Regions from separate parts of the Homo sapiens genome. Here region 1 is linked to region 2. A link is an interaction called in ENCODE POLR2A ChIA-PET data of the cell type or tissue named here. Cell type or tissue: GM12878. All regions are shown on one strand. Each heading gives the region's core, and the rest is flanking DNA. Links, peaks and the distances in the headings are about the cores only.

Region 1 (8,493 bases), core at 2,055-4,554, 80 kb after region 2:
CAGTGAGTATAGTTTAAAACGGAAGCAATTGGTCATTCTGAAAAGGATAAAAGTAACATGGAAATGAATGTGGTAGAGAAGAGAAAGAGAAAATGAAAATATACAAGATTCAATGCTGTGTTCTTCTGCCAGTTGTCAAATTAAGGATTTTAATGTTATGTGTATTTACAGATATAGAATATTATCCTCTGGTTTCACAGTCTGTGCACTAGTTACTCATTCCTGGCTCTTTATTTTGCTTTTTTAAATATAAACTTCCTTAAGAATGCCTTTATGGTTCCAGGATGTGGCTACTATTATATAATTCTAGCACTGAGAACATCTTAGCACTTTATCAAATAATATCCTTTAGTTTTCAAGCAGATGCATAATTTTTTAAAAAAAATCTATAAGCATTTACTTTATATTTTAAAAGACTTTTTAGAATGAATACTCATGTAACAAACACTACATAACACATATTGTGTATCAGGCACTGTTCTAAGTATTTTATCAGTAATTCATTTAATCTTAATAATAATAATCCTATGAGGCAGGTACAATCATTATCTCCAATTTTCAGATGAGATCATTTGGGTATAGAGAAGTCATTTGAAAAGTCACCAGCTAATAAGTGGAGTGCTTTAGAATGGAACCCGGATAATCTGGCCCGGAGCCCATACTCTTTTTTTTTTTTTTTTTTTTTTTTTTAGGAGACGGAGTCTTCCTCTTTCACCCAGGCTGGAGTGCAGTGGCATGATCTCGGCTCTCTGCAACCTCCGACTTCCAGGTTCACGCTATTCTCCTGCCTCAGCCTCCTGAGTAGCTGGGACTACAGGTGCCGGCCAGCATGCCCAGCTAATTTTTTGTATTTTTAGTAGAGAAGGGATTTCACCCTGTTAGCCAGGACGGTCTCAATCTCCTGACCTCGTGATCCGCCCCCCTCGGCCTCCCAAAGTGCTGGGATTACAGGTGTGAGCCACCGTGCCCAGCCCCAGAGCCCATACTCTTGAACTCCATGCCATGCTGCCATTGAAGTCTTTTTGAGATCAGTGTACGACTCTTTTAATCAGGAGATTTTCCTTGGAACTGAAGTTCTTCTTGCCTCTTATTGAAACCTCATGGTCAAAGGCAGTTGAGTCACTGGATTCCAATCATGCTGCAAACTATAAAACACCAGCTTTCTTCCAAACAGGCTAAACTCTGCAGTTTCCTATCTCCAACTCCTCAAAAATGTCTGAGAAGAAAGGTTATAACACTCTTAATGTTGTGACAATCCCAACCTTCAAAGCTCAAGTTGATTCATTTGATATATTTTATTGAGTATCTACAATGGACACAAATCATATACAATATGATTGGTGGTGCAATATAATACTTTTAATATAGTGGTGAATTAAACAGACATAATGATCTTTACCTTCACAGCATTTTAGACAGGTCGGAAAAATATATTATAAAAGTAATCATGACAATGAATATATAATATTTATCTTAATTTTTAAAAGAATAATATAAACAATAATAATTTCGACTTTAGAGTTCAACATATCTTTAACCCCAACTCTTCTAATTATTAGTTTTTAGAACAAAAATTACCTTCTTAAACATTCAAGTTCTAAGTTTTTTCATATGTTAAAAGGGTTTTAAGGATTAAATAAGGTAAAATATAAACTACTTAGCCAATTGTTTGGCACATAGTATATATATACAATTAATAATATCCTTAATCATGATTGCTAATAATATTTAAATTTTATACTAGTTTTTTTATGTAAGTTTATCTTTGCACTAGCATTCTTTTCAGACTGAGATCTATTCTTTAGAACACAGTAATAGGCTTTGTTTTCAGCAAATAAAGATTTCTCATTATAGAACAATAACAAGTTTATTGAATTCTTCATTCAAAATTCTCATGAATATATGAAGTTAGACTCTTGGAAAAAAGGCCAAACATGTGGACCCTACATGTCTACTCTTCCCTGCCTATGATGTCATGAAAACCATCTGCTAGCTTTCTCTGCAACAAAGCAGTAAATATTTTGCTATAGGTAACAAAACTGTGTCAGTCCAGATAGCACCTAAAACAATTCATAAGATATGGCTTTGTTCTATAGAGATGTGGTAAACCTAGGCCTACGGTTGCCATCAATATATAGCAAGAGGAATAAGAAAAGAATATTATGAAGTTTAAAAGAACCCATACACAACTGGAATGCAAGTAAGATGTTTGCTACTGTCCTGCAAATGAGTGGTTTCTTTTCTCAGTCTGACAAGGGAAATCTGACCAGTGAATATGAAGTTTGAATAAATAAATTATTTTAAAGTAGCAAAATGCCTCCATAACATGTTAGCAAATGCTAGATAATGAGCCACACTGCGACTAAGAGCCTGACCCCTACCACTTAGCAGCTGTGTACACTTGGGCAATCACTCACCCATTCCTTTAAGGGGCAGTTTCATCACTAGTAAATAGGTAGAATATCCCTAACCCACAGGCTGTTTCAAGAATGAAGTTTCAACTGTGTGCTGGTGCCATGCTAGGCAACGAAGTTGCAGTGGTGAGTAGGACCACACTGCTATCCATGCAAAGAGAATTTACTGTCTAAATGCTTAGTTAGAAAAGAGAGATATTGCTTCTTGTCTCATAAAAACACTGATAGTAAGCTACATGCGTCCACCAGAATAATAAATGAAGATGCCACCAAGATCACAGTAGTATATACAGAAAGCAACAGGATTCAATAAGACATCAATAATATTTCTTGCACACTAGGAATTGGGTAAGTCATTATACAGATAAAAGAAACAGAGAAAATTGTGCATCAGTTTTGACAGATACACCTGTATTTCACAAATTGTGGAAAAAAGTTATCCAACTGTAGATGACTTAGATGCTCCTGAAAATGGTAAAAATTATCCTGTTTACACTTTGAGCATCACACTGTATGCTGCTTACAATGAAAAGAAGCTATTGGTAACGTGTCAGCCTACAGCTCACTAGAGTAAAAAAATAAACCAAACAGTAACTGTGCCAGACTGTTCTAGTACAGCATCTGAGATTAGAATATTGTGGGTTAATAACCTTGAAAAGCAGTTATTTCCCCATTTAGCTAATCTGAACAGTGGGTATATGTATTCTGCTGTTTAAAGACAGCTTTAGTCAGCTTAATAATTTGGAATGTTCTTTTTTTGAGCATGGTTCAACTTAGGCAAACACATTCCTATTAAAATAGTAAGATTTCTGAATATTACCTGGAATGTGTGTGGGGTATATGTGTGTATGCACTGTGTGTGCATGTATAATGTTTTAGGGTGACCAGAAATTGCATGTGGTACTCTGTCTAGATCTGCTTTTAACAATCTATCCAGAGATGGTGACTGTCATGAAGTGATCATTGAATTGAGATTTGGGAGGATGTATAGGTTAGTTAGTCAAGGAGGGAAAAAAATGTAGTGAACACGACAAATGAGTACATGCAAATTCTCTGTTTTCAGACTGGCATGGAGAACAGAAACTAAGGAGGAAAAGGTCAGTGAATGGAAACTGGTGAAGTGAGAAGGGATTTGGTCAGAGAGGAGCCTCCCTGCTGCTGAGTCTATTTCATTGAGGCTTTGTAGGCCATGTAAGGAGCTGATCTTTACCCAAAAAGAATGTGAAATCATCAACACATTTTAGGCAGAATTATGGCGTGGTCAAATTTGTATTTCAGAAAGAATTATCTGGTTACAGCATGGAACATTACAGTATAGGCAAGAGTAGATTGGAGCAGTTAGGAAACACATCTAGTAGAAAAGCAAATTTAACATAGGCATATTACCATCCTACCACCTCTAATTTAAAAGGCAGAAACATTATAACTTAAAAATAAGAAGCATTCATAAGAGATATATACCCTTATTCTTTAAAAGAAGTCATTATGATAGAAAACATAAATGTGACATCAAAATTCAAGATTCTGATAATTTCGTGACATTTACATTTGGCCTTGCACAGAAAAAATGAGAGAGAATAGAAAAAGAACGTGAATATATTAAATATAGCTCCAAGCAAATATTGATAAGGCTTAATGGCAAAACAATAAGGGACTGGAGGAAACAAGTCTTGAATAAGATTAAAGAAGGTAACACAGAGGCTAAGAGAAAAATGATTAAGTCTAGGAGTGATAATTGTCTTTATGGAATTAAAGAGCTTAAGAGCTTGTGGAAAAACATAGCTAAACTAAAACATATTGATTCAGGTTCTTGGGTAAGGAACTCTCCTTTGGTCCAGGTGGGGCAAACTAACCACTTCCCAAGGGTGCAATAATGTGGCCAGAGAAACAGCAAATTCATTTTGATCATGAATAATTTATTGACCTGTTTCTAGCTATCGCACACTCACTGATGCCAACAACACTGAAGAATGCACAAAACTTCATAAAGTGCTGAATTTACTCCCACCTCCTCACTGTTTGTGAAATACTACCAAGCTCCCACTTTCCTAGGGTCTTACACCTGCTCTACCCTCCACCTGAAGACTTTCCCAGATCTTCGCAGAGATGTCAGTCAAATCTCAGGTTCAAAGGCACCGCTTCAGAAAGACCTTCTTTCATTATCTAGTTTAAACCAACTTATACCAGCTTAATAGGAATGATCCCTAGGTGGCCCTTCATTATCTCTTCATTGATTTTGCTGTCTGTCATCTCCCTAGATTAGACTGTTGCTCTCATAAGGGCAAAACTTGGTCTTATTCACCTCTCTATCTCTAGCACCAAATGCCTGGCAAATATGGGAGTTCAGTAAGTACTGGATGGATGAAAGACTGAATGAATAAAAGGATGAATCCATTTGGGAGCAAGTGCCAAGGAGTCATCTTTATGATCATCTTTGGAATTTTCAATACAAAATACGTCCATTGCTGCTTTGAACTATTTGAACATAAGCTCTTCCCTAATCCTGTAACTTATTTTTCATAATGTGAACAACTCTACGGTATTTCTAATTGTAAGATCTAAAATTCCCTTTTGCCTTAGATTTCTTGCAATTGAAAATGCCATGGCTAATAGGCTAATACACTAGTGTACTCTATTAGCTACCTGAGGACAGAATATGGGTCTTAATTATCTTCCCATTTCCAAAGAACGAAAACATAGTCTCTTGTTAAGAATGCAGTTTGCCTTCCTGAAATATTTCTGAAAGTAGACTTGAAATTGATGAGATAGAAGTATTTCTATTACCAAACCTAAAACCTGGAAAAAGACTATAAAATCTATGCAAAAACAACAAAGTATACCATAATGACAGGAATACAAAAAACACAAAATTATGAATTGGAAATATGCAACAACTAATGTAAACCCCTGCACAGAGTAGGCACCCCAATATTTTTGGCATTGCTACATGTGCTTATACAAATGTAATGTGTTTCAAATAACAGTAGCAATATTACAGTAAAGCACAAAAACAATGAAAATTTTAACTAATTAATTGAAACAAGAATTCCCTGTATTGATAGCAACTGGTAAGATTATCTATATGAATGTTATTTATAATAGAAATATAAAAACATTATTTTCCCAATTCTATTAAATCATGCTACATTGCAGAAAATGTCTACCATATGATTTTACAGTCAGCACCTATCAAAAGAGTATTTTATCACAATGTGATTTTTAATAGCTAGAGATATGACTACCAAATGGAAATGTTACAAATACATGATCTCCACTTAACATGAAAGATGACTTTTCATAAGAGTGCTTCAAACATCACATGTGTATTAAATGGAAGAACTAAGATGCTTCCCCAACACACAATATCCTTACCCACATTCATCAATGTTCACTTTGATTTCCCCTTCCTCTCTCTGTGGTTTCTCTGAATCTATTTTTCAGATAACCTTATCACACATTTCCTGATTTCTACAGCTTAGCATAAAAATATCAGCCTTCTCTGCTCTGCGCGCTGGCTTTCTATTTATGCCAATGTTCATTCAAAATTACAAATCTTTAGCAGTTTTTCTCCAACCATAAATGAAAGCTTCCAATATACAAATCTTCTTCATTATATCTTGCGAGAAATTCTCTTTGGATACCTCATGTAATATGAGTAAATAATAAGAGCTACTATATATTAGACACTGTCTTTTCATTTAAATTTACAAAAGTGCAATGATTTTTTTGAGACAGGGTCTCACTCTATTGCCCAGGCTGGAGTGCAGTGGTGTAATCACAGCTCACTGCAGTCTCCAACTGCTGGGCTCAAGCAGTCCTCCTGCCTCAGCCTCCTGAGTACCTGGAACTACAGGCATGAGCCACCAACCTCACCCCATTAAACAATAGCACAATAAAGTAGGCATTTTTGCTTTCATTTTGGTAAGAGAAAACTGAAAATCAGCGAGTTAAAATGACTTGCCCGAGTTCACAAAAACTTTCCTTCCCCCTCCCCACAATCCTTAGGAAATGGAACTTTGGCCAAAATATAAGAATTTTTTTTTGATTGGAGCAGTATTTTTGGCTTTTCACAGGGTGATAGATTTAAAACATGTCCACAAACTCTTTGACAACTTCCCATTGAGAGATGAGGCTTATACCTCTCTCCTTGAATTCAGGCTGGTCTTAATGATATACTTGTAACCAATTATTCTAAGGTGTGATCAAACAAAGCTTTCTACTTCCTCTTGGTTCTGAAAAAGCCAGCAGTCATGCCTGAAGTTCAACTACCCTGAGACTGCTGTGATGGAGAGGTCACACATGTGTGCACCCTCAAGTCCACAGCTCCAGCTGAGCTCCCAGTTGGCAGCAGACGTCCACTACGAGCCATGTGGGAAAGCTGTGGTGAGCAGCCAGCCCAGGTGAACCTTCATATAACTGCAGCCCCAGCTAACAACTTGACTGCAATTGCATTTAAAACTTTTAGCAAGAACTGCCCTCTCTATATTCTTAATCCACAATATCGTGAGCAAAATAAATTATTGTTTTTGGCCACCAAATTTTGGGTAATTTTTTATGCACTAACAGTAACTAGAACAACAGGTAGATGTCTCATCAGCTTGGTTCAACGGAAACTTCAAAAACAAGGCAAGGCTCATTCTTTTGCACCCGGATCCCCTGCCCTTTCTGCCTACACCTGGGATCTGTCAATGACAGTGCTTCCAGGTCCAGGTGGTAAAAACACCAATCAGGTCTCTGTAGTCTCCCTTTCAACCTCGCTACCTATGATTGGTTAGAAATAATATTGAGTCCCAGGGTTTAAATTCAGGAAAAATAACATGTGAAGCCTCATAGAGTTCTCTAATCCAGCTGTAACTGGTTTATCAAAGACCCTCATTGGCCTGAAATATTTCCATTTTTTTTCTTCAAACACAGTTTTCCACACTATTTTTTGCCAAATTCTCCTTTCCCATGCCTTTATGCATTTGATTCTTCCATAAATCTCAAGTCACCTTCTGTCACTAAAACTCAGTTTGATTCAAAATATTTCCCCCTTCCCCCCATTTCTGGCCAGAACTATGGCTGGAAGGAGCTGAAATGAAAATAAAAGAGCGTTGTCTCTTTTTTGATTCCCCCTTCCTCTTTAGCACCTTGGAATTATCACATCTCTTCTAGCCTGGCCCCTCTACTGGGTCAGGTTCTGCACAGGTCTCAGGTACTTCCACCTTCATCCCACCTTCCTCCAGCTTCCTGGAGATCTCACTGCCTCTTGCTGCTTTTGTCACTGTAGCCTGTTACCAACCCCCTTAGATGAGGTACCAGCAACAGCTCAAGCCCAGCTGCTTAATACTGGGTCTGTTTTGGCTGAGTGTGGTGGCTCATCCTTGTAATCCGTGCACTTTGGGAGGCCAGGGCAGATGGATCACTTGAGGTCAGAAGTTTGAGACCAGCGTGACCAACATGGTTGAAACCCCATCTCTACTAAAAAGATAAAATTAGCTGGGCATAGTGGCGCATGCCTGTAATCCCAGCTACTTGGGAGGCTGAGGCAGGAGAATCGCTTGAACCCAGGAGGCAGAGGTTGCACTGAGCCAAGATCATACCATTGCACTCCAGCCTGGGCCACAAGAGCAGAACTCCATCTCATATATATATATAGAGAGAGAGAGTCTTTTTTATCTACAGAACATTCATGTACCCCACCTGGGCTGAAAGGCGAGAATGTAGGTGCTCCACTGACCCTCCCTACCATCTCTCTCCATTTTTCTCCTATCTGCCCAACATTGGCACAGAAACAGATTCGGAAGTTCATTACTGATTCAGTTAACTAAACAGGGAACATTTGCAAGTCTCCTTCTTTCACGTGCACCAGTCTGTACAAATGATTAAGTTGGAGCCCTTCACTTGACTTGAGATGAGAAAAGCGCTATAGAAGGAATCCCATCTGATCATAAATGATGCACATTCCACAATGCTAGAACATTTCAAAGAGCTACTCTCCTCCTTCCTGCCTCCAAAACTTTTTGTGCACAAGCCGAGCAGCTGGTTGATGGTTGGGGAAATTGAGTTTTTTCTTTCAACTCTTAAGAAGCTCCTGAGA
Region 2 (10,500 bases), core at 4,123-6,622:
CATTTTCCCAGGAAGACTAAACTCTTCTTGAGAAAAAGGGCCAGATTTTCTACTTTGGGGCAATAAAACCTTCCCCACTCCTGATCCAAGTATAATTCTGGGAATATCTTTTGGAAATGAGAATACCTAACATGAGGCTGGGCATGGTGGCTCATACCTGTAATCCCAGCACTTTGGGAGGCTGAGGCAGATGGATCACTTGAAGTCAGGAGTTCAAGACCAGCCTAGCCAACACGGCAAAACCCTGTCTCCACTAAAAATACAAAAATCAGCCAGGTGTGGTGGTGCACTCCTGTAACCCCAGCTAGTTGGGAGGCTAGGCAGGAGAATCACTTGAACCCAGGAGGTGGAGGTTACAGTGAGCCAAGATCTCGCCACTGCACTCCAGACTGGGTGATGGAGAGAGACTTTAAAATAAAAGTGAAGAAAAAGAAAAGGAAGAAAAAAAAGAATACCTAACATTTCTGATGCATTTAAGGACCAAAAACTCTACTGGATGTGGCACATGCATGATCTCACTGACACTGCTCAGAACTCGATGGATCAGCATTTACATGGCCATTTTAAAGGTGAGGGGACTGGATTACAGAGAAGTTGGATGACACATCCCACAACATTTGGCCACTTTTCTGACTCTAAAAGCCCTGCCCTTGCTATGATACTATGTATGTGTATATCTTTATCTATATCTATAGTATATATATAGATATAAATATATATTATTATATTATATATAATATCCGTATATAATATATATATATATAACATATATTTTATATATATAAATCCAGTGGGAAGGAAAACATGTTAGCTGGAAATGTCAAGGGAAGGGCACAAATGCAAAAATTTTTAGTTTAAAGGACATTACAAGATTAATAATCAATCGAATTCTACTTTTCTGATTGTCTCTCCATTATACGAGATAATGACTATACTAAGCTTTAGGTTCTAGAAAACATGAATACTACATATTGAAATAAAAGACTTACACATCTTTTTCTGCCTAGGAGTCACAAATGAAGATTTTTTTCACTTGACTGTGAGCTCTCTAAGGGCAGGACCTGAGTGTGAGGTTGTGCAGTGTGTCCCCACTGCCCAAAGAGCAGCTACCAGAGAAAATCCAGCCAGTAAATACTTATTGGAATGACTTAAAATGTTAGGTTGGGTAACCTTTATTCCTGAAAGGCCCCTGTAAGTAGGCAAAACAATAGCCCCTGAAAGATGTACACGTTCTAAGTCCCAGAATGTATGACTTTGTTACTTTACATGGAAAAAAGGGACTTGCAGATGTGATTAAGATTAAGGACATTGAGGTAGGAAAATTATTTCCTACATCTGGATGACCCAAGTGGGCTCAATGTAATCACAAAGCTCCTGAAAATCAGAAGGCCCTCCTTGGCTATGGTCAGAGGGAAATGTGACCATGGAAGGATGGTCAGAGAGATGCAGTGTAGCTGGCTTTCAAAATGGCGGAAGGGAGCCAGGAATGTGGGCAGCCTGGAAAAGCTGGAAAAGGCAAACGAAGGAATGCTCTCCAAGCACTTCCAGGACATGGCACTGCTGACATTTTGATTTTAGCCAAGACTCGTGTTGGACTTTTACAGAAATGTAAAATAGTGTACATGCACTATTTTAAGACACTAAGTTTATGGTAATTTAATTTGTTACAGCAATGTTAGAAAACTAATACAATCCTGTTGAACAATTTATCACTTATTTCTTGCAAATTAGCAAGATGAGTAGCTCTTCCAAGTTTTTAAAGGCTAAACTCTTTAGGAATGCTGCAAAGCACTGAGTCTCTAATCCCACTCTTCACTTCCACACCCCACTCAGGGTCCTAAGACTTTCAGAGTTAACGCCATCCTCCCATTTAGTTCTCCTTATCCCGTCTGATCCATGCATGGCTCTGAATTAACACTGCATTACAAAAGTAAGAAATTAGACTATATAAATGATACTTTATTTAAGTAATTAAACATTGCTTAAATCTGCCTGTTGGCATGGGTATGGAAATTGTTGTGTATTGACAAAGGCTAACAGAAGCTCCCAGGATTCAAGAAGGCCAAGTCTTTATAAAACACACTAGTCCTGACATACTTCAGAAATTCTTTCTCAGTTTTGTCTTTGGTCAACCCTGTGAGAAATCATGCAATAAAATGGACGAAACTTCAGCTCTGGAGTTAATCCTTCCTGGGTTTAGTTCCTGGTTTTAAATGTACCTGGGTTGCATTCTCCAGTAAGTAATGTAACCTCTCTGAGTCTCAGTTGCCAATGGAGAATAATAGAATCTATTTTTCAAGCTGCTACGAGGTTCAGAAATATCATATGCAAAGCATGTGAAAAGGGTTAGTCCGATAATCAATAATAGCAATCATTTTGATTTAATTTTGAAATAACATGGGGAAAGGATATATAACCTCTAAAACTAAAATAAGCTTAAAGAGGTTTCAAATCCTCTAGCCAACACTCTGTCATCAAATATCCCAGCCTATAAAAGTTTACGACCTGTTTGCAGGGCAACAAGTAGAGCCAGGGCCAAAAGCTGTGAACAGAACACCGAGCTTGGATTCCAGCCACCTGGCTTTGGTTTGAAGTCTACCATTATTCAGCTGTGTGGTCTCGCATAAGTTTATTTTCAGCCTTGACCTCCTCATCCATTAACAAACCTATTGGCTCAATTTCAAAATAAATCCAGAAGCCAACCATGACTGCCACCAATCTAGCCCTGAGCGCAGAGCCTCTCAGATGGCCTCCTACCTAGTATCAATCACACAGTCCATTCTCCATTCAAAGGCCAGGAAAATACCTTGTAAAAATGTAAATTAGATTGTGTCACTCTTCTGCTTAAAATTCTCCAAGAGCTGCCTAGTGTATTCTCAAAATCCCAAGGCCCTACTTCGATGTTCATCTTTACCTGAGCTCTGGCCCCTTCCCCTGCTGGCGGATCTGGTGGCCTAGGGCTGCCCCTTGCACTCCCTCAGCTTCAGTCACACTCACCTCTTTTCTCCTCCTCAACACACCTCTCCACTGAGACAGCACTTTCCCTGCTATTTAGGTGGCTGACTTCCTCACTTCCTTCCCATCTCCACTCAAAGGTAAATTACCACAGGGGTCTTACTATTATGATCTTAAGATTGCAACTCTGGGTCCTGAACCTCTTTCAGGCACTGCCCTTACCCAGCTATTTTCTGCTTTATCACACCATAGCACACACTCATGTGTTATTTGTCTAATGGCAGGAGAGCAAGGATTCCATCCATTTTATTCACTGTTGTATATCTCAAGCATGAAGTCCAGTGCCGGGAACATAGAAAGTACCCCATAAATATTATTGAATGAACGAATCAGTTAAATATGAATAATAGCACCTCCTTTATAAAGTTCTTTTGAGGATTCTAAGTAATTTGTGAATGTCTTTTGTAAACAGCCAAATACCATCCAAATATAATATTTTATGATTTTGTGTTCCGGAGAATCTGCGTTCCTTACTTTTGTAACCTGAACATTCATTATAAACAAAAGTTGCTTTCATTTCCCTTCGTCTACCCAAAACCTCATTATTATTTTTCATTTTTTATTCTGTTCCCTAAAGAGATGAAGAGAAAAATCCCAAATCTGAAGATAGTTAATAATGAGGACTAAGGTTTCCTGAGTGTCTGTTATGGGAAAACAATACCAACCAACCATACCTTACGGGGGGCTGTTTTTGTGGCAGTCCCCGTGCTAAGCATTCTCTGCATGATGTTTCCTTTAATCCACAAAACAACCCCGTGAGTCAGTGTTATTTTTATCCCAATTTACTGATGAAGAAATGGGTTTGAAGAGGGTCAGTGATACTCCCCGTCACGCAGCTAGTAAGTGGTAGAGTCAGTATGCAAACCCAGGCAGTCTGGCTCCAGAGTTTATAAACCATCACAGTGCTCTACAGATGAATCACTGCCCTAGGCAGCTGGCCACATTTTTTTTCATTCAAGCACAACCAACCGCCACTATCTCCATTTTGCAGTTTAAAAAACGTAAGCTTGGGGAGATTCAGAAAACACCTCAAGATGAAACAGCTGGCAAGGTGCACATCCTAGACGGGACCCGAGGTCTGTTATCCACCAAGTGGCTCACCCTTGACTTGTGCAGGCCCCAGAGCAAAAGGACAAATGGAAGCCACTATCGTACCTGCTCTTAATTAAGCAATTGACACGTAAAAATATGTTCTATCCTTCTTCCTGAACAAGGACATCCAAAATAATCTGAGCTCTAGGTTCCAGTGGAAGATTTGGGGACTCCTTGGAGCTCTATGCTGAGCATGGTGAAATGGGGAGAGTTGGCCCTCAGTGCTGGGCCATTCCTGTCTTTCCCCGCCCAGCCCATTTGGAGTGGGCTCAGGGTGGACCGGGCATGGGGATTTTCAGGTCTTTGTGCTTGAGGTTGGTAGCAAATAGGCAGTAATGGGACCATGTTCAGACTTGGGATGCCTCCTTTTCCCTGAGGATGCTTTCAAATCATGGAGACAAGCGGGACCAGAGGGTGATCAGAGCAAGTCCCTTAAAAGGGCAGAGCCCAGGACAGGTGTTGCTGTTGCCTGAGCCTAAAGGAGGTCCTGACTTTGAACCTGTGCCCTCAGCTGCTAGGCTACTGTTCTGTTTCTTCTCAGGGACAGGAACAATAATTGGCTTTTTTCCTTGGATGCATCCTCTTTCTCATTCAATTTTCTTTTTAAAAATTAAAAATCTTTATTCTTATATATAATTTATAAGAGGGCACAGGCAGTATAAATATTATTTATGGCTCTTCCATGAATATCAAGTCTTAACAACCAAATTGCTTAGAAATAAACAATCTCTGATTTGCTGGTTGTATCTGTCCTGCTAATCCAACCACATACCAACTTCATTTTACACACGTCTGACCATCATTAATCCCGTCAAACCAGGGCCTTCAGCATTGCATTGCAATTGGTTTTTAAACTTACTGTCAACTGGGGAGCCATTGACTCTCCACTTGATTGTGGGTTGAGGTTCTCCTTCAGCCTCACATAACAAGATGCCATTGCTTCCGGTGCTATACACAGCACTCTGAGGCTTCTTTGTCCAGCGAGGAGGCTCTGGATGTAAAGTGAAGAGCTCATGAGAGATGTTATCTATGTCAAAAAGTCCAAAAATGTTAAGGCCTGTATTTCTACTTTGCACCAGCAGAGGGCAGACACCACAAAGGGTTTCATAGTAGCTCTTTTTGGTAAACTTGCTCTGCAAAGCAAGGTGGGAGCTGCTTTTGTGTTGTATGGTGTGTGTGTGTGTGTGTGTGTGTGTGCTTGTGTTTAATTTGGACTCAGCATGTATCATACATCAACATACTGAAAATAGTTATATACAACCATTTTATTTAGCTATACAAGTAGCTACCCCACTAGGAAAAAATGAGGGAAGAATAAGCAGATGGTGAGTTTATTTAGAGCTCACTACAGGTTATTTTCAAGCTGCAGCATGGCATCTAAAAAGGTGGATACACAAGAATTATATTGTAAGAATTTTAAAAATAAAACTAATTAAAATATTTAATGCTTATTTTGAATATTTCTTAGTGATCTTATAGCATTTATACATATAATCTACTTGAAAAATATTATTTCCTAGAGTTTTTTTGTAAGAGGGGAGAGAGAGAAGCCCAAAAGCAGTGTTTAGCTTTCTGCAGTCAAAACAATGCAGCAAAATATACCTTAAAATTACCTGTATCTTTCTATGCCCTAATGCTCCAGTGTAACAATACTACAAAGTATGTCAGAAACAGATGACACATTTTACTGGATTTCCATGTTTTTATAACTCTATGTTTTATAACTTCATGAATATTGCTATGTCAGGGGTAACTAAAAGGTTTAGATTAAAGTGTTGATGGTTTGGATAATTTGATTTCAGAGAAAATTGCACAAAACCTGCAGGTAGCAACTCCCATCAAGTGTAGTTTGGTTATTTCCCCAAAGATATTTTAGATTTCCATTTTTAGCTAAAAACGAAAGTCTTCAAAGATATATGTATGTATACAATGAAAAAATATCATTAAAATTTTTCTAAGTAAAGGAAGAAAAAGAGGATTATGTAAAAAGGAAAGAACTGTAAGTTCATCAGAGGAAACAAAAGTACACAACTAGCCTTGGCAAGTTCAAGTTCAAGTCCAAGTGAGATAAGTGCCTTTGTAATTACTCCACAGGGTGTGGACTTAATTGTTAAATTCCAAGTTAAATATCTGTATTCATAAGCTGTACTACCTGTAAATGTTTAGTCACTTGGTTTAAAATACACTAGTCCAAATTATAAACTGCGATCATTTTCTGAGGTGAAGGTTTATTTTTGTCTATTTTGCATTTTTTTAATGATATCCTTACTTTTTTTCTGGTTATTTTAATACAACCAATATAAAACTAAATATCTGTAAGTTAGAGAAAAATATTCCATGAACATGAACATTATGGCATATCATATTTATAATAGAAAATTACAACTATTGCTTTCAACGTATGCAGAAATAAAGAAAATCAAGCAATAATGATATTTCTGTAAATCTTCTTGAATAATTACTATTGCCATTAGGATATTTACTATTAGGACTATTAGTAATATTAGTATTACTGAAAGAGGTTCCAAATTATCACGTCATCCAATCCTTTCATCTTACAGACAGAGGGCTGAGCTTTGGAGAAGTTGCCTAACTTGCCCAGGCCCACCAGCAAAGGAAGCTCCAGTTCCTGTTCTCGCCATTCCACAGATAAATACACAGCAACTATGGATGAGCAGCATTTAGACTCTGAAGTCATGTGGTTTTTGTTTCTAATTTAGTGTTATCTTATGAATTTGTATCAAAGACAGGAAAGAAGGCCAGCCCAATTTATGCTTCCAAATCCAAGCTCCCCCAATATTTATCAACTGACTCAAGAAGTTCTGAGCATTCACTAGGCTTCCTCACTATACTTTACCTTAACCCTTCTTTATAAGCTTTCTTTATAATTGCTTGAAAATTTACTTTAATGCTTTTCATCCATTTCTCCTATAGAAGTAAGCTGGTCCTGAATCATGTAATATTGGGAGGGACTTGAGTCAAGCTTGTTCTGCTCAGAAACAGCTGCTTCTTGAGCCTTAAAACCAAAAATTCTGAGGAAAAATACCATCCTCATAGAAACCCATTCTTTTATCTATTATCCTAAGACATATGGTAACAGATGAAAATTGCTTATGTTGAAACTTTATGCATTTTCTCATAATTGTAAATACAAAAATAAGATGATAAATATTTCTCATGTTGCTGGAAACAGATGCAAATGTCTGAACATTGGGACTATATATTAAGCAAGCTAAATAGAGATGTTTATCACTAGGAAAAAAACAAAATAAAACAAACTTGGTACCTATAGAACATACAACACTGGTTATTTTTAGTAAAACTGTTTCTTCACAGGTTCTTATTAAAATCTATATTTTAATAAATCAAAACTTGTTAGGTTCAACAAAAATTGGATTTAATCGCAACATTTTAGAAATAGGTTTGTTATTTGAAAACAAGGATTTCTCAAGTATATTAATGACTGAGTTGCATTTGATTTTATGACAACCTTTGAAAATGCAAAAACATTTTGGATTATACTATGGCTCTATAATTACATATAAATGCTTTCCTATTTCACTTACTAAAATTCAAAGGCTTTAAATAATTCAAAAGTTGACAACATAAAAATTATTGGTGGGAGCTTATTTTTAAATAGTCTATTGAAATGTGATTGTGATTATATTTTGATTTCTGGATGTAGACTGTTTTAGATGTCACTATAATATATCTCTTTTTATTGAATGTGTAATTAATCATATCTTAGATATTTAGAATATACAGTTGTACCTAGTCAAGACATCCTGGCTGCTTTTGCTCATACATATTATAGGATTTGAAGTGCAGTCTGATTTTATATTTAGGATGTTGCAACCTAAATTACAAGCTCATAGTATTTGATTATATTATGTTTGGTAATAGGAAAGACATTGCACATACAGAAAGAATCCAATCGAATCCATGATTTTACTTAAGCACAATGGGTGTTTTCAGAATGGAGTAGATTTTCAAAATATACAATAGCATTGCTATTTTCTCACATGGCAAATCCTTATTATTTAATGTGGGCTTCTAAAAAAGAGACAAAAAAGGAAAAGGAGAGGGTGCAGGAAGGCAGAAAAAATTGAATAAACACGAGCTCATCCATCCAGATGATTAACAAAGTTTTTATTTATTACCTCCACACTTTAGAAAAAAAAGTAAAGACTTCTTAAGCTCAATTTGTTTTTCATGTGTATAGGTAAAGAGAAACTTCAAAAACATACAACTGAAGGTACATTTAATAGTTTCTTACTAAAGAGAGAGGATTAAAAGTTCTTCATAAAAACATCATTTACATCTCAATAGTGCTAATAGCTGTTTTATGAGTAGTGAGAACAATTTGTTCAGGAAATCTATATTCCTTTGGAGTCCTATAGTCAACATTTTAAATTGCATAATTAATGTTACATCTTTGATTTCGTTTTTTGCAACCCTTGCAATTCTTTTGAAAGGTTTGGTTTTATAGTCAAGAAAACTGTGGCCAGATTGTTAAAATATTCAGCTACCGTAGCTATGTTCCAGCCATCTGGAAGTGTTTCTAATAGTCAGCAACTTGGAGGAGAATCTAACAATTAGATATGTCTGGTTCGTGGGTGTGTGTGTGCCAGGGAGGGGAGGAGGGGGTTACAGAAAAATACCCCTGTTGCACGATGTAGCCAAATTATATAGAAACATCAAATGATGACTAAAAATATACATAACATAAATCTTTCAAACTCTTCTTCCTTGAATTTCTTTGTGAATAATTTAATGTCAAAGGAATATATCACTGTTTGGCAGATGTTGACGTTAATGCATATCTATATAAGTTTTGCTTTTGTCAAGTCAAAGAAAATAAAATTCTCAACTTCGGTTTTCTATTCTTCCTACCTTAAATAATAATATGCATTATGGAGAAGGCTTGGAAATGCAGTGTTATTCCAAACAGGGGTTTGCCTAAATCAACTGTGTTAACATTTACTTGGGAGGAGAATTTGTGTCTGAGTCCTTTTTTTTTTCCATTAATTTAAACAACAGGCCATTACTTAGGTGTTCCTTGTGGAAACTAAAGTTTTAAGAGGTGAACTTTACTGGAATATTAATGGGTGCCTAGAGCACTAGTTCACTAAATTGTAGTCTAAAAAGAATAATTCCTTTCAGTAGCTAAGCTTACACTGCACTAAATAAGTACAAATGCAGTCATCATTCCATTAATTTGATCAATACGGTCAACTACATTGTAGATAGAAAGCCTCAGTGTGATTGGATCCACAGAAAATAGTCTGTGTCAATCACATTCAGAGGACTAGACAAACTTCACATCAGCCAGTCACAGCACTAATAACTACATTCCACATTTAAATGGTATCATCTTTGCCTACTTATTCCTATAAATGTAACTAATACCAATAAAACCTTGATTGATCAAAATCTCTGAATTTACAGAGAGAAGATGACTTGAATATAATGTTTTTGCACTTTTTGAGAGAATTAATATTATAGCATACAGTCTATTCTTTTTTGCCTGTAAGTAACATACTGAATTTATCATCTGAACCCAAGATATGGATTACAAAAGTGTTATATGCAGGAAAGAGCTGACACAACAATTTGCCTGCCTCTTTCACTTCTTTGGTGAAGAGCCTGAGGTACGGAGAGTGAAATAAATGGCAAAGGGCACAGCAAGTTAAATCCAAGCTTTCTTCCAGGCTCATTTTAATACTTCCTTTCATCATAATCCTTACTGCTGCTTTTATGATTTAATATTATGAAATGTATATGTGTATTACAATAAAAATAATTTAGGAGACTAGCTTTAATGACTATTTGAATAAATCATGTAAACTGTCTGTGTTTAATCCCTAACATGAGATCTTTTCTTGTCATTTGTCCCTTCTATGTCATTTTGGGGCGTAAATGACAAACCTGCTTAGTTGAAGTGTAATATAATTCAATGCCCGCACTACAATTAAAAGTTGAAACTGCTGACCTGTTTTAACATGTATGATTTAGAAGCAAGGCCTACTACATGTATACAGTTACTTTTTTGAAAAGCAGAGAAATAGACCAACATGGGAAAGGTACCTTCTACTATAACGTGAAAATCGTGAGTGGCTGTTCCCAAGAAATTGCTGGCTGTGCAGCGATAATTTCCTTTGTCCTGGTAGGAGACATTCTCTATCTTCAAAGTCTTGCCATAATTTTCTTTTGTTTCTCTCCCCTTTGGTAAGTCACCACCAATTTTGTTCCAATCAACCTGTGGAGTTGGCCTGCAAAAAATAGTTAAATAAATAAACATTTTTTTAAAAGCGGAAAGTAAAATACAAAGAAAACCTTAGGACACATCCTTTATCAGGGTGCTTTTACACATGTGCTCATATTCCACTGAAT

What was found. Peaks named below come from ENCODE experiments on the same cell type or tissue, not always from the same donor. Only the 100,000 strongest peaks of a DNase experiment are listed, where the experiment ranks them.
Region 1: POLR2A ChIA-PET joins it to region 2 with 5 read pairs; 2 of 35 experiments call an interaction of 5 or more read pairs at or near these places.

The regions. Positions count from the first base shown.
Region 1 is chr3:269,088-277,580 of GRCh38, reverse strand. The region is part of intron 2 of CHL1 (cell adhesion molecule L1 like); the gene reads right to left. Among named protein-coding and RNA genes, the nearest start is that of CHL1-AS2, 76 kb to the right of the region's middle. In GM12878, for the core only: no CTCF peak of the experiment used is centred there; a DNase peak (open chromatin) is centred at 3,487.
Region 2 is chr3:349,238-359,737 of GRCh38, reverse strand. It overlaps CHL1 (cell adhesion molecule L1 like), which reads right to left. Exons shown (of 28, transcript NM_006614.4): 10 at 10,195-10,379; 11 at 4,967-5,098. Among named protein-coding and RNA genes, the nearest start is that of CHL1-AS1, 31 kb to the left of the region's middle. In GM12878, for the core only: a CTCF peak has its summit at 5,188 (motif pointing right); a DNase peak (open chromatin) is centred at 5,207.